3 separate regions of the Homo sapiens genome follow, and regions 2 and 3 are each linked to region 1. The links are chromatin contacts, found by Hi-C in ENCODE. All regions are on one chromosome and are shown on one strand. The core of a region is the stretch at or near the end of the contact, and the rest is flanking DNA. Distances in the headings are between cores, read along the strand shown. Region 1 has its middle 50 kb from the start of APLN. Region 2 overlaps FIRRE (firre intergenic repeating RNA element). Region 3 overlaps FIRRE (firre intergenic repeating RNA element).

Region 1 (4,878 bases), core at 1,664-4,163:
TCCTTCCTTCATTGAATGCCCCACTCTGGGCCACGCACTGTGCTGTGCACTGTGGTTGCAAAGATGAATAACACTGGGCCCCTTCCTTGAAGGAGGACACAGTCTAGTGGGGGAAGTCAGACACCTAAACAAATCATTTAGATACAGCTAAACAAGTGCTCTACAAAAGGCTACTATACAGTGCAAAGAGGGCGTGCTTGGCTTGGGGGAGGCAGGCGACATGTCTGGAAGAGCCTGACAAAAAGGGGTGGTAGTTGAGTTTGATAACCATGTTTGAATTCTTTAGGTGGCTGGACAGGGATGGGAGTGTGTAGAAGGATGTGGGGCACATTTAAGAGGCAACAGTGTATTTGGTTTGCTGGGGGCATGCTGTGGGCTTAGGGAAACAGTGGAAGATGGAGTTGAGAGCTGGGAGGTGGTCAGGGTTTTAAGCAAGGCAGTGACCTGGGTAGATTTGAATTTCTGTATGTTCATTCTGGCTGCTCTGTAGAGAAAGCCTTGAAGAGGCACAGGGCTGGGAAAACTCTTGGTCGAGTTGCCAGATTTAGAAACAAAACAAAAGAGTGAAACAAAACCAAACCCCGGATACCCAGTTAAATGGGAATTTCAGATAATAGACAATGGTTTTTTAGTATAAGTACATCCCAAGTATTGTACAAGATGTACTAAAAATTATTCTGTGTTTATGTGAAATTCAAATTTAACTGGGTGTCCTGTATTTTATGCGGCAACCGTATCTTGGAGACATCAAGGAGAGATGATGGTGGCTTAGACAAGGGTGGAGGGAGCAGATTTGGGTCAAAGGGGAAAAATTCCAGGGATATTCAGGAGGTAGAAATGAAAGAACTTGGCGATGACATGGACGTGAGAACATGAAAGGGAGGTGTCAAAACAACACCCAGTCTCCCGTTTGTTCCGTGTTGGGTCCTCCACTGCATCCCATACCTCCAACCACCACACATCTGGAGGTCAAGAGTCCTTCCTAAAACATCCCAAAGAACCCGCGAAGCCAGGAGCCAAGACGTCCTCCAGGGTCCCGCCTTCCCTGCTCGGCTCCGCCTCCTGCTTGGTTCTGCAGTGTGGCCCTCCGGGCTTGTTTGGGCCAGTCATCTGCCAGTGGCCGGTGCCTGGGATGAATTAGGGCCCCTTTAGGTCTCTGTTCTTTTCCTCTTTGCACCACCCTTCGCAACGGCCAGCATGAGGTGCCCAGCCCAGGTCCCCACTGCTGACTAGAATAGATCCTTTCTGCCAGGGAGGGATGTCCCAAAGAGTCCCAGAATCCTGCACCTTTCCCTAGGGGTTTTCTCACTTCCCGGAGGCTGGGACTGAAATGGTGGCCGCGCTTCTCCAAGCTTCTTGTGACCTCACAGTGCCTCTTAGTGGTCACACAGCACACTGCAGGCCGAGGTGAGATGGAAGATGGATTTGTAAGCACTGGGAAAGTTGTTTTTTGTTTGTTTGTTTGTTTTAGACAGAGTCTCGCTCTGTCACCCAGGCTGGAGTGCAGTGGCACGATCTGGGCTCACTGCAACCTTTGCCTCCTGGGTTCAAGCGATTCTTCTGCCTCAGCCTCCCAACTAGCTGGGACTATAGGCGCGTGCCACCACGCCCAGGTAATTTTTTGTATTTTTAGTAGAGACAGCGTTTCACCATGTTAGCCAGGATGGTCTTGATCTCCTGACCTCATAATCCACCCAGCTCGGCCTCCCAAAGTGCTGGGATTACAGGCGTAAACCACCGCGCCCAGCCAGCACTGGGAAAGCTTTTCATTCCTGATTCTCCCCTGGCAGGGCACAGGGCTCCTGCCTCTGCTGCTGGCCACCCATCCGTCAGGAGTGCTGTTGGCACTCCTCAGCTCTTAAGGATCTGAGCAAGACATTTGTGCAGTGGACCCGCTGGTAAGGAGGTGGCCTAAAATGACATTTCGCAAATCAAACAACTAGGCCCTGAGGTCTCCATTCTTGGTGGGACTCAGCAAGATGCTCCAGGTTGAATGGGTCAGAGATTCCGAAATCCCCAGCCTTCCAGATTTCATAGGTACCAGCCTACAGATAAAGCTTAATGTGCCAGAGGACCCGCCCACACTTGCCTGTGGACATCTCCGCCCAGAAAACTGGGGTGAGGCAGAGGGGAATCTCACAATTGGGTTCCCCACAGTGGGCATGTTTCCAGGCCGGGTGGTAGGGCTGGTCGCCATAGAGGGTGGCTGTCCAACTCTCCAGCATGACACCTCCCTCTCTGGGGTCACAGCCAGTCAGAAAGAACCCCCAAATGCCCCATCCTGTATCCCTTCCACACTGGAGCCTGTGTATGGCAAGAGGTGAGGATCCATGTCCCAAGGAGGGGAGCTGAGAGACAACCAGACCCCAGATGACTTTGTGGGCCAGAGCTTGAAGCTGGTCTGGGGTGACTGAACAGGAGCCTGGCTCAGGAAACTCAGCTCCCTCTCTTGTCTTCAGACTGCAGGCATGTGCTATGAGGACTGGGGACACCTCAGGATGTAGTGCAGAGGCTGAAGCTGTCACTGACCCACTGCTGGTGCCTCCCTTTGACTTCCAATGTCCTCTGGCAGCAGATGGTGAGCCATGCCCTAGGAATGGCAAGCCCCCTCCTTTCTCTCGAGTTTTGGTCATTAGTCTTTACTATATCCCCTGAGGAGTAGCTGGATTACAGGTGCACGCCACCACGCCCGGCTAATTTTTTGTATTTTTAGTAGAGACGGGGTTTCACCATGTTGGCCAGTCTGGTCTCGAACTCCTGACCTCAGGTGATCCACCCGCCTCAGCCTCCCAAAGTGCTGGGATCACGGCCGTGAGCCACATTTCTTGAAAGAGTTGTCTCCGCTTGCTGAATCTCAGGTTCCACCCAGGAAGAGGAGGGGCCTGGCGCCTCCCGGCTGCAAATGACAGGAACTTATGTGGCTCCACCCCACTTCGCATTCTTCCCAGTGCGCAGGCCGTGGGAGGTTCTGCCAGGGAGCCCTTCCCATCTGGCTGTCTGACTATGTTAAGGGACCCCAAGCCTTCAGTGGTGAAGGCTGAGACCACAGTGTAGATCAGGGCTGTCCAATCTTTTGGCTTCCCTGGGCCACACATAAAATACACTAACGATAGCTGAAAAGCTAAAGAAAAAAAAAGAAAGAAAAAATCAAATCACAAAAACATCTCATAATGTTTTAAGAAATTTTATGAATTTGTGTTGGGCTGCCTGCAAAGCTGTCCTGGGTCGCATGCAGCCCACGGGCCACTGGTTGGACAAGCTTGGTCTAGATCAAAGTTTGGCAAACTTTCTGTAAAGGGTCAGATAGTAAGTATTTTAGACTCTGCAGACCATACAGTCTCTGTAGCAACCACTCAACTCTGCTGTTGCAGCCCCAAAGCAAGTATAGACAATATATAAACAAATGAGCATGGTTGGCCAGGCGCAGTGGCTCACGCCTGTAATCCCAGCACTTTGGGAGGCCAAGACGGGCAGATCACAAGGTCAGGAGTTCGAGACCAGCCTGACCAACATGGTGAAACCCCATCTCTATTAAAAATACAAAAATTAGCCAAGCGTGGTGGCGCACGCCTGTAATCCCAGCTACTCGGGAGGCTGAGGCAGGGGAATCGCTTGAACCCGGGAGGTGGAGGTTGCAGTGAGCTGAGATCATGCAGCTGCACTCCAGCCTGGGTGACAGATCGAGACTCTGTCTCAAAAAAAAAAAAAAAAAAAAAAGGATGTAAACCTGAATAGGATGTAATGCCACTGTAAACAAGTCTGAAGTGTATGGTGGCAGCAACAGACTGCTTCAGATAGAGTTTGGAGACAGCTGCAGACAGAGGAGTGAGTGGGGTTTATGGAGCGAGAGAGAGAGTATAGAGTAAGAAGAGAAGTGACCCAAGCCTAAACCTCAGCACATGCCATCATCTAGTGGCGGGGCCAAGAAAGTAGAGGAGCCTGCAATGGAGATGGAGATGGAGTGGTTGGTGAGGCAGCAGGAACTCTGGGAAGAGTGTGGAGTTCCTGCACCCCGGTGAAGGGAGTGTTCCTGAAGAAGGGGTGGAATGCTGCTGAGAGGTTGGGTTAGGTGAGGACTGAGAAACGACCTTTGGTTTTGGCAGCATGGAGGTTGCTGGTGACCTTGGTGAGAATCATGTCAGAGGAATGGGCTAGAAAGGGTTGAGGGGTGAGTGGAGGTAAGAAAGTGGGGACAACAAGTGGAGACAACTCGTTCAAGAAATGTGGCTCATACCTGTAATCTCAGCACTTTGGGAAGCCGAGGTGGGTGGATCACCTGACGTCAGGAGTTCGAGACCAGCTGACCAACATGGTGAAACCCTGTCTCTACTAAAAATATGAAAAATTAGTCGGGCGTGGTGGCATGTGCCTGTAATCCCAGCTACTAAGGAGGCTGAGGCAGGAGAATCACTTGAACCTGGGAGGCAGAGGTTGCAGTGAGCCGAGATCGCGCCACTGCACTCCAGCCTGGGCAACAGGAGCGAAATTCTGTCTCAAAAAAAAAAAAAGAGAGAAAAAAAAAAAAAAGAAAAGAAATGAGAAATGTGATTGTGGAGGGGATGATAGAATGGTAGAGGAGGAAACTTCTATCCTTCAGCCATCACCCCCACGTATCAGGTCCAACAGTCCTAGAAGTGAGTGAAGAAATTCTATTACGATTTTACCACTATTCCATGGCTCCAAAATCCTTGTATTAGTTTCCCAGGGCTGCAGTAACAAAGTACCACAGTGGGAGGCTTAGAAACATGTTGTCTCACAGATCTGGAGGCCAGAGTGTGAAATCGAGGTCAGCAGGGTTGGTTCCTTCTGAGGGCTGTGAAAGAGAATCTGTCTCATGCCCATCCTGAGCTTCTGATGGTTTGCTGGCAATTTTTGGCA
Region 2 (4,878 bases), core at 1,628-4,127, 2.2 Mb before region 1:
GGCACTAGCAGTGGCCTCAGCTCAGGAATTCCTCAGGCTCAAGAATGTTGTGCTCACCTCACCTGGCTATACTTAATAGAGGCTAACAGGCCTGATTGCCGATGGAAACAATTTCATTGTTTCAGGCATAATAAAAATAACAGCAAAAACAGGAAACTACAAGCAATTGTTTGTCAGTATTTACTGCCCTTCAACCATTGACATCCATTACAGATCATTAGCTATTCCAAGATGAAAAGTTAAAGAGAAACAATTCAGCAAGGAAAGAGAAAAGGAACCAGGCACAAACTTCGCAGAAGAAAAAGGCCATGGAACAACAAAGTCCATTGGCAGAGGTTCTCAAATTCACCAATACTCAAGTAAATTACAGTATGACAAAGTCTCAACCATTCCCCACCTCTTCAAAATATCCCTAAGTAAGTTACTGAACATGAAACCACTGATAACACCTAGTTTGTGTGAACATTTGTAGAATTGGACAAGTTCCCGTGAGGTGGGAAGCATTGTCAATTGGTTTAACTATTTGGTGGGCAATATGTGTGCATCACTTAACCTTTCACATGAGCACACTCTTTGTCCAGAGTCAAGGTCACATTCCCATAGGAGACAGGAGTGCAGAGATGAGTAGGTTCATTCAGCTTTCCTCTGCAATGTCAGAGAGTGGGGAGGAGCAAAGGGCCTATTCTCTAGTAGATTGACTCCACATGTTTCAGCTATACCAGGTAGTCCTCTTAAGTCCTTGAAAAGACTGAATTCCATTCTCAGTGTCCACATCAGTAAAGATATTCCACCTCTTTGATTAGGGGTTAAAGCAAATTATTGACTCTTTGGGATCAAACCATCCTAGTTTACTAATACAAGAAAACAAGCCAAGTGCGGTGGCTCACACCTGTAATCCCAGCACTTTGGGAGGCTGAGGCAGGCAGATCACGAGTTCAGGAGACCGAGACTATCCTGGCTAACATGGTGAAACCCCGTCTCTACTAAAAATACAAAAAATTAGCTGTGCATGGTGGCGGGTGCCTGTAGTCCCAGCTACTCGGGAGGCTGAGGCAGAAGAATGGCGTGAACCTGGAAGGCGGAGCTTGCAGTGAGTCGAGATCCCGCCGCTGCACTCCAGCCTGGGCGACAAAGCAAGACTCCGTCTCAAAAAAAAAAAAAAAAAAAAAGAGAAAACAAAGGAAAAAATAAAGTCTATCTCTCTCTACTTATTCCATGTATGACTACTGTAAGTTGAGTGCATATATATGAATTCTAAAGAATGAATTTGCAGTCTTCTAACGAAGATACTCATTGTGTCTACCTTCCTGGAGTAATTATTTTAAGGCCATGCCCTCAAGTATTAACGTTATACATGTCTCCACGTTTGAAATAGTAACAAGCAAAGTTTACATTGGAAATCAAGAAACAAAGGTATACCTTTCAGGTTTTAAAATAGCCTTCAGTGTAAGAATCAGTTTCTCTGAAAATTATACATTGCTCTGTTTACATATGGAAATTTTAAAAAATCACTTTTTATGGTGAAGAAAACAAAAATCTTTGGGCAAATTTATAAGTAACACAAAATCCAACCATCCGAAGGATATTTAATGACCCATGCGGTGGCCTTATAATAAAAGGGAAAAGGAAAAGGAAAAATTTCAAAACCCAAGGAGATCTGCAAACTATGGGGAAGCCTAAAGTCATACCAACAAACCCATGAGTGTCACACATACACGTACTCATGCAAATATTCAAATGGAATAGATTTAGAAGAGAGCAGAAGAAAGAATATCAAAATACTCATGCTTGTTTTCATGGACTGCTCAGCATTTTCTCTAAAGGATCATGTACAGAGATCATCCCTGGTACGAAAGAGTGGTACTAAAGAGGCAAGTTTTCTGGGGGTCCTGATGTACTCAACTCCCTGAAGGATATCTTGTCAGGCCTACAAGGAATCTTCATCAGAAAAAGGCTAAGGAGCAGGCACAGAGAACAATACTTGCTAATCTTAATGAACAGTTAGATCCTGAGCCTTAAAAGCCTCATCTTCCTTAGAAGAAAGCTAAAGAAACCATTTCTGTCCCATTAAGAGAGATGAAATGAGAGCAGATCCCTCCACGTGGGTATGCCTTCACAATGGACCCTAGAAAAAAATGCTGCAAAGCCACTACAGCTGTTAACTCCTGGGCTCAGAGAATACCTCCAGGCCTTCTGGTTGTGTATATCTGCACTCTTATTGATGTTCTGGAATTTATTGACTTGGCACAGTGACACATGCTCCTTTTCCTCAGATCCTTCTTGCTCTAGGCAACAGAGGCACCAGACTTTTGGTGTCCCTGAGACCTCCAGCTGCTGTTAGATGCCACCTCGAATGAGATTCATTTCCCCCTCCTCACATTCTAACGTTGCTAACATTGGGGCCCATACCCCAAAGTACAGGGATATCTTGTGCCAGCCCAAATGTCTCATGGTCTAAGGGGCAGGGTCAGGAGACCAATGCCCAGAAGCTGTGTGTAGACTGTAGTTTTTCCATAGTCCTGCCCACAGTGAGAGGAAACCAAAGCCCTGCATCAGTCCTGGTACCTTACTTAGCAGCTTCTTCACTGAGATTTTGCCTTTGTCCAGACTGAACTCCTGGAAAGCCTAAGAGTTGAAGTTGAGAAGGCCCATCTTGGGGTCAGGCCCTGTTGAACCTTTGAATTTGCTACATCTTTCTTAACTGCTAGATAGGAGGGAAGTTCAAACCCGAAGCTTTTGCTTTTGTCAAACTACTTCCTCGCGATGGCAGTATGGGCCCAGAAAAGCCAACTAACCCTGCCCCCAGGCCTTCTTCTCCCTCCCATTCCATCTGAAAAAAACCACCACTAACAGGCAAAGCCACCAGGAAATATGGCTACCTTGTGTCTTGCCCAGTTTGAAGAAACTTGCTCACACCGCTGCGCTTTTGCTTTTGCTTTCCATATACAATCAAACTGAAGCCTAAAACCACCCACTCTCATTAGGCATCTTTTCTTTTCAGTAATTCAGTTTCCTCTACTACAGCTTCATAGATCTCCTCATCGGTCACCATTAGATATGCAGGATTTTCCCCATTTTCAAGTTTTCTGATACAAGGTTCAAGTCCCAAGGAGTCCGTGCATGAGGAAAAGATATTGCTGGAACTCCAAAGCTTGTATGAGGCTTGGCTATCTGTCTCCATCAGACGTTGTGGTCTTTGACCTGGCTCATTTCCCAGGCTCTTATGGCGTACTCCATTTTCTGGCTCACATATTTTAGAAAGTAACCAAAATGGCATCCTTCTTTTTAAATGTCTTTCCAGATGGAGAACTCACTAATAAATATTTCAGTTGCTCAAACTTGATGTTCAAAATAAATACTCATATTTAGCTATTATCATTTAAAGACATCAGAGTTAAGCTGTTCCATAGGTTTTGAACTAATATGTTAAAACATTATCAACTTTATCGTATGACCTTTTCTTACACTTTTATATTTTTATGCCTCATATATTCATGTTTTAATTTTCACATACACGATGCTTTGAATGAATAAAGAAACAACACATTTTAAATAATTAATTGGGCAGTTAGGTAGAGAATGTACATTGTGTATCCTCCTTAGATAATTGTATAATTTATTGTCCAAGTTGGACAACTGTGTGAACCGTGACTTCCTAAGGCACACTGAAAGGAATGTTCACCCTATTTATCATTCCACAGTCTTGAGACAAACACTGATCACATCTTTATGCTTTATTTACCTAAATATATTGATAATTTTTTTTTTTTGAGATGGAGTTTCGCTCTTGTTGCCCAGGCTGGAGTGCAATGGCACAATCTCAGCTCACCGCAACCTCCGCCTCCCAGGTTCAAGCGATTCTCCTGCCTCAGCCTCCCTAGTAGCTGGGATTACAGGCATGTGCCACCACACTCGGCTAATTTCGTATTTTTTTTTAGTAGAGATGGGGTTTCCCCATGTTGGTCAGGCTGGTCTCAAACTCCCGACCTTAGATGATCTGCCCGTCTCGGCCTCCCAAAGTGCTGGGATTACAGGCATGAGCCACCGTGCCCGGCCTTTTTTTTCTATTTTTGAGACAGAGCCTTGCTCTGCCACCCAGGCTAGAGAGCAGTGACGCAATTTCGGCTCACTGCAACCTCTTGCTTCCTGGGTTCAAGTGATTCTCCTGCCTCAGCCTCCCAAGTAGCTGGGATTACAGGCGTGTGCCACCGTGACCAGCTAATTTTTATATTTTTAGTAGAGACGGAGTTTCGCCATGCTGGCCAGGCTGATCTCGAACTCCTGACCTCAGGTGATTGGCCCGCCTTGGCCTCCCAAAGTGCTGGGAGTACAGGTGTGAGCCAGTGCGCCTGGCCGATAAATTTTAATTTGTATATACACATACATGTTTACAAAAATTGGGCATTGTCCTGCATATTTTTTCTTTTATACTTTTTCTCTTGGTTATAGTATGAGCATTTTGACAGTTGTACTTTAGTTATCCAAAAGTATAATTTAAAAATATGAAAATAGCTATTTATTTATAAGAAATAGAAATATTTTTATTTATATAAATATTTATAAGTAGAAATATTTAAAATTAAAAGTAATAGACTCAATACAGAATATTTAGAAAATATGGAATTCAGATAAGTGAACACAAAATGACCTATCGTATTACTATAATCTGTATGTATTTTTTCTTTAAACACCAATTGCATAATAGCGTATGTTGGATTTTTTTCCCTGATATTTCTATTTTCTCCTCTTTAATCCACTCTTCATTTTTCTCTACTTCTCTGTGTATCAAATGGCTAATCTGTATGGACTATGTAATCTGGCTGTTTTGCTCTATGTCCTGGTTATGTTCTCCTATAAAGGATTCTGGCAGGATTTCAG
Region 3 (4,878 bases), core at 1,115-3,614, 2.1 Mb before region 1:
TTTTTTTGTATTTTTAGTAGAGACAGGGTTTCACCGTGTTAGCCAGAATGGTCTTGATCTCCTGACCTTGTGATCTACCCGCCTCGGCCTCCCAAAGTGCTGGGATTACAGGCGTGAGCCACTACGCCCGGCGATAGTGTCTACTTTTCTAAGGCAATATTCCTGAGGCCCTATTTTAAGATTTACCTTTATTTATATTGAAGGCGTGACATGTTGACATATAAACTTAGTACGGTTGACATTCAAATGAATTCACACATCTGAAAGATTCGGTAAAATACACACTTGGTCTTATCCACACCACAGTGTGCACAGTAATCCACTTTTAACACATTTATTTTTTGCATGAAATTAACAGTGTATGTACATATTGAAAGATATGCATGGAAATAATCCAAAAGTTCATGAGTTGCCTTGACAAGTTGTATGGTAGCAGTTTTCTTCATTATTAATACATGGATTTTTCTTAATCTTTGTCAAGCATTATGCTTCAATTTACTAGTTGGAGAGTACTGTAATCCTTATACCTAAAAGACAAATTATAAAACTTTCAGAGACACACACAAACACAAACACGAACACACACACCCCATAAATTCTCAGGAAATATTTGAAGAATATGTAATGGCATGGTGACATGCTGTGTTTTGATGTTAAATGATGAGACCATGAGATGAAACTCTGAGCCACCTTGACAGGAATTAAACATATGTACTATGAGTATCATGTCATTTGGAATATATATGGCATGTGGTAATGTGCGTAACCTGGTTTCTCCTCTAATGGCTCATGCGAAATTGTTGCCTACAATGCACTACAGAAGGCTCTTAGAATACGAAGAACTCCCTGGATGTCTGATCAGGGAGCCAGGTCCAAGATCCCTGGGATTTTTTTTTTTTTTTTTTTTTTTGAGACCGAGTCTTGCTCTGTCGCCCAGGCTGGAGCGCAGTGGCACAATCTCGGCTCACTGCAACCTCTGTCTCCTGGGTTCAAACAATTCTCCTACCTGAGACTCTTGAGTAGCTGAGATTACAGACGCCCGCCACCACCCCCAGCTAATTTTTGCATTTTTAGTAGAAACGGAGTTTCACCACGTAGGCCAGGCTGGTCTCCAACTCCTGACCTCAGTCAATCTGCCCGCTTTGGCCTCCTAAAGTGCCGTAATTACAGGCGTGAGCCACCGCACCCTTCCCCCTGGGATTTTTTAATTGTTTACTGGAAAGATCTTTTCCAAGCTTTAAGCCCTTTTCTTTTTGTATGTCCATCCACCGAATTTATCCCCTGAAAGAGACAGTTTGATGCCACGGAAATTACTGGTCCTGTAACTCTGAAGTAAATCAAACCTACACAGACTAGGTCAGGAGGAGATTTCATTTTTGAAAGATCAAGATTCCTGATGGAGGCAGGTGGTTTAGGCCTTGGTTTGATTTCAAGCGCAAAACAAAAAGAAAAAGTGCAGCAGTAAGACCAGCTGACTACCAACTGGGCAAAATAGAAGGCATCCACGTTTGGTTGTGATTTGTCTATAGGTGGCGTTTTCTCAGACAGGAAGGGCGGAAGACCTTGGCTCAAAGACAGGGCTTCTTGGCATATCTGGAGCACTACTGCCATCGCGAGGAAGTCGTTTAGTGAATCCCTACGCCATTATTACAGCGTTCTCTGAGGACTACCTGTTGGGGAAGGACTGGTCTGTGGGGAAGTGGAAGAGGCTTGGGCTCCAGGCTGGGAGTCCTTGCCTTCTTGTCTAAGGCCTTAAAAGAGACATGGACATTGGCGATATTTTGGTATAGAACCTGGAGAGTGAAGGTTCTAATAGCAAATCCTGTAAACTTCCCTTTGAATACCTTTGTTGATTTTGCGCGGTACTTATGCTACCAGAGACCCAAAGACCCATAGCAAGATGACAGCACATGAAAGCCAGCTGACTCTTGCTCCAAGGGGCAATTACATGAGACAGATGCCCCCAAGAGCCTCCATTTGTGTTTGAGTGGGTTCCTGCAGTCCTGCCCACACTAGGAACCGAGACCCCGCCCCACGACTTCCTGTGCCAGGACCGCTGGGCAGCTGCTGCTTCATTGCAAGCCCCTCACTCTCCAGGTTCTACACCAAGATATCGCCAATGTACAGGTTTCTCTTCAGGAGTTCCAGGAGAAGCCAAGAAGACCTAGCCTGGAGCCCAAACCTCTTCCACCACCGCACAGATCAGACCTTCCCCCACAGCCAGGCTTCCCGGAAAGAAGCTATAATGGCGTATTGCGTTATTAAACGATTTCCTCACGGTGGCAGTAGTACTCCATATTTTCAAGAAAGCCCTCTCTTGGCGCCCTTTTCTCCCGCCCTTCCTGGCTGAAAAAAACGCCACCCAGAGACAAAGGCACCACCCAACATGGCTTCCTGGAGATTTGTCCAGTTTGGTGCAACCTGGTCTTACTGTTGAATTTTTCCTTTTTTTACTCCGTGTGAAAACAAAATGAGGCCTAAACCACCCAGGTTCATCAGGAATCTTGTTCTTTCAGAAATTAAATACACTCCTCACTGAGTCTATCTGGGTATGATTTACTTCACACAGTTACAGGTCCAGCAAGTTTCATGGCATAAAATTGTCTCCTTAAGGTGATAAATTGTGTGGATGCAGGTACAACAACAAAGGTAGATATCAAAGAGATAGATAACCAATACATGAAATTTGAAACAAGCTAAGTGAAAGAAGGAAGTTGAAAACGGCCACTTGTTATGATCAGTAGTGAGGGAAAGCAGATGAGTGTTTGTCAGGGACTGGGCAGAGAGAGAGCCCAATGCGGAATGACTGCTTAATGGGTCCGGGGTTTTGTTTTGTGGTAATGAAAATGATTTGCCACTATGTAGTGGTAATGCTTGCACGGCATCTTGAATGTACTAAATGCCACTCAATTTCACACATTTTAATGGCTAATTTTATGTTATATGAATTTTACAAACTCAGTTCTAAAAAGTGCCAATACTTTTAAACCTATCATTATTTCTATGGATAATTAATTATATTAGAAAAGTGCTCAAATTATCAGTGAAGAAAACTTGTTTATAACAGTTATACTACTGGGTGGCCGGGCATGACACCTCATGCCTATAATCCTAGCACTTTGGGAGTCTGAGATAGGAGGATGGCTTGAGGTCAGGAGTTCGAGGTCAGCCTGGTCAACATAGCGAAACCCCATATCTTTTTTTTTTTTTTGAGACAGAATCCCGCTTTGTCGCCCAGGCTGGAGTGCAGTGGCGCGATCTGGGCTCACTGCAACCTCCGCCTCCTGGGTTCAAGCAATTCTCCTGCCTCAGCCTCCCAAGTAGGTGGGACTACAGGCGTGTGCCGCCACACCCGGCTAATTTTTTGTATTTTTAGTAGAGACGGGTTTCACCATTTTAGCCAGGATGGTCTCAATCTCCTTACCTTGTGATCCGCCCGCCTCAGCCTCCCAAAGTGCTGGGATTACAGGCGTGAGCTAACCTGCCCGGCAACGAAAACCCATATCTAAAATAAAAAGTAAAAAACCTGTTATACTACAGAGGAAATTGAACATTAGTTTTAAAAAGTCCATATTATATGTGCATAGGGAAAAGTGATTATTTCTTCTCACTATGTTTGACCTACCATATGTTTTCTGCTTTATAATTTCTTAAAGTTCTTGTAGAATAAAATACAAAAAAATTAAAGCACTCAAAAGTATATATTGATGTAGATATATTCAAAGAGCATAAAGTGATGCTGCAGATTTTGTACAAATTTCAAACATTATGCATCCAATTATATTTAAACTGTATCAAGTGTGTGTGTATTTATATCTGTCTGGAGATATATTACAAAATTTTAAATGCCATATATATATATGAGACTGTCTCACTGTTGCCTAGGCTGGAGTGCAGTGGCATGATGATCATGGATCAATGCAGCATCAATCTCCCTGGGATCAGGTGATCTTGCCACCTCTGCCTCCTATACGTACCTGGGGCTTCTGTTGTACCCCACCATGCCCAGCTATAGTTTGTATTTTTTGTAGACACAGGTTCTACCTACATTGCCAGGGCTGGTATTGAACTCGTGGGCTCAAGCTGTCTACCTGCCTCGGCCTCCCAAAGTGCTGCAATTACAGTTGTAAGCCACCGCGCCCAGCCAATGCTATAAATTTTTAATCGTGGTAGATGTTATACTGAGTATATGTTTGAAGATGGCATTTTTGGTGAACAAATTCACATTTTTAATGCATCGTTATATAAACAGAGACACTAATGAAGCATTCTAGCTGCATGTAAGCTGTGTGAATGCATCCATCTTACAGTTTTCTTAGGTTACACATCTAGCTGACTGAAAGTGAGAGATGCCTATTTCAATTACCATTTATTAAATTTTTTATCCTTTTGAGATTTTAGAGATAAAATTTTAAGGTAAGAATTAGCAATAAAATTTGAAGAAGAATTAAAAATCCTTATTTTCATAGGTATAAGTATGTAACATACATATGTTTATATTGTATATAAATATGGATTTATATGTTTATGTATGTATAAATATATATATTAAATTTAAAAGTGCAAGTTCAGAACTTATGTTTTGATGAATAGTCCAAACAAGAAGTTCTTTGCAAATATTTTATTGTAAAAAATTCAGATATTGCAAATTTTTATGAGAATATCAAGAACTCCTTAAGAATCAGATGTGGAAATCTTAATCTTCATCATTATGTATGGATAAATTCAAGTAAAATGTAAATTTATTGTGGTGTTTGACTGTATATATAGAACTTTTTTATCTGTGTATTGAAAAAATAGGAGTAGGCCAGGCACAGTGGCTCATGCCTGTAATCCCAGCACTTTGGGAGACCGAGGTGGGTGGATCATGAGGTCAGG

The links. A loop is a pair of places that touch in the nucleus more often than their neighbours do. Pooled maps may share reads with other maps.
Region 2: a map of naive thymus-derived CD4-positive, alpha-beta T cell shows a loop between it and region 1 (16-fold over the local background). The contact joins two enhancer-like sites. A Hi-C loop is called at or near these places in 2 of 168 maps with a recorded cell type or tissue (B cell and naive thymus-derived CD4-positive, alpha-beta T cell), 9 of 37 single-sample maps with no recorded cell type and 16 of 50 pooled maps.
Region 3: a loop to region 1 is called in a map of mammary epithelial cell, with 8 times the contacts of the local background. The contact joins two enhancer-like sites. A Hi-C loop is called at or near these places in 1 of 168 maps with a recorded cell type or tissue (mammary epithelial cell), 3 of 37 single-sample maps with no recorded cell type and 6 of 50 pooled maps.

Annotation. Positions count from the first base shown.
Region 1 is chrX:129,602,111-129,606,988 of GRCh38, reverse strand. No RefSeq gene overlaps it. Among named protein-coding and RNA genes, the nearest start is that of APLN, 50 kb to the left of the region's middle. Within about 2 kb of position 2,913, at least 20 of the 41 ENCODE cell types and tissues checked have a DNase peak (open chromatin) inside an H3K27ac peak, as active enhancers do.
Region 2 is chrX:131,811,275-131,816,152 of GRCh38, reverse strand. All of the region lies in intron 2 of FIRRE (firre intergenic repeating RNA element), which reads left to right. Among named protein-coding and RNA genes, the nearest start is that of FIRRE, 17 kb to the left of the region's middle. RefSeq lists an enhancer at 2,823-3,092. Within about 2 kb of position 2,877, at least 17 of the 41 ENCODE cell types and tissues checked have a DNase peak (open chromatin) inside an H3K27ac peak, as active enhancers do.
Region 3 is chrX:131,744,042-131,748,919 of GRCh38, reverse strand. All of the region lies in intron 8 of FIRRE (firre intergenic repeating RNA element), which reads left to right. Among named protein-coding and RNA genes, the nearest start is that of FIRRE, 84 kb to the left of the region's middle. RefSeq lists enhancers at 1,526-1,715, 1,826-1,885, 1,946-2,295, 2,466-2,525. Within about 2 kb of position 2,364, at least 18 of the 41 ENCODE cell types and tissues checked have a DNase peak (open chromatin) inside an H3K27ac peak, as active enhancers do.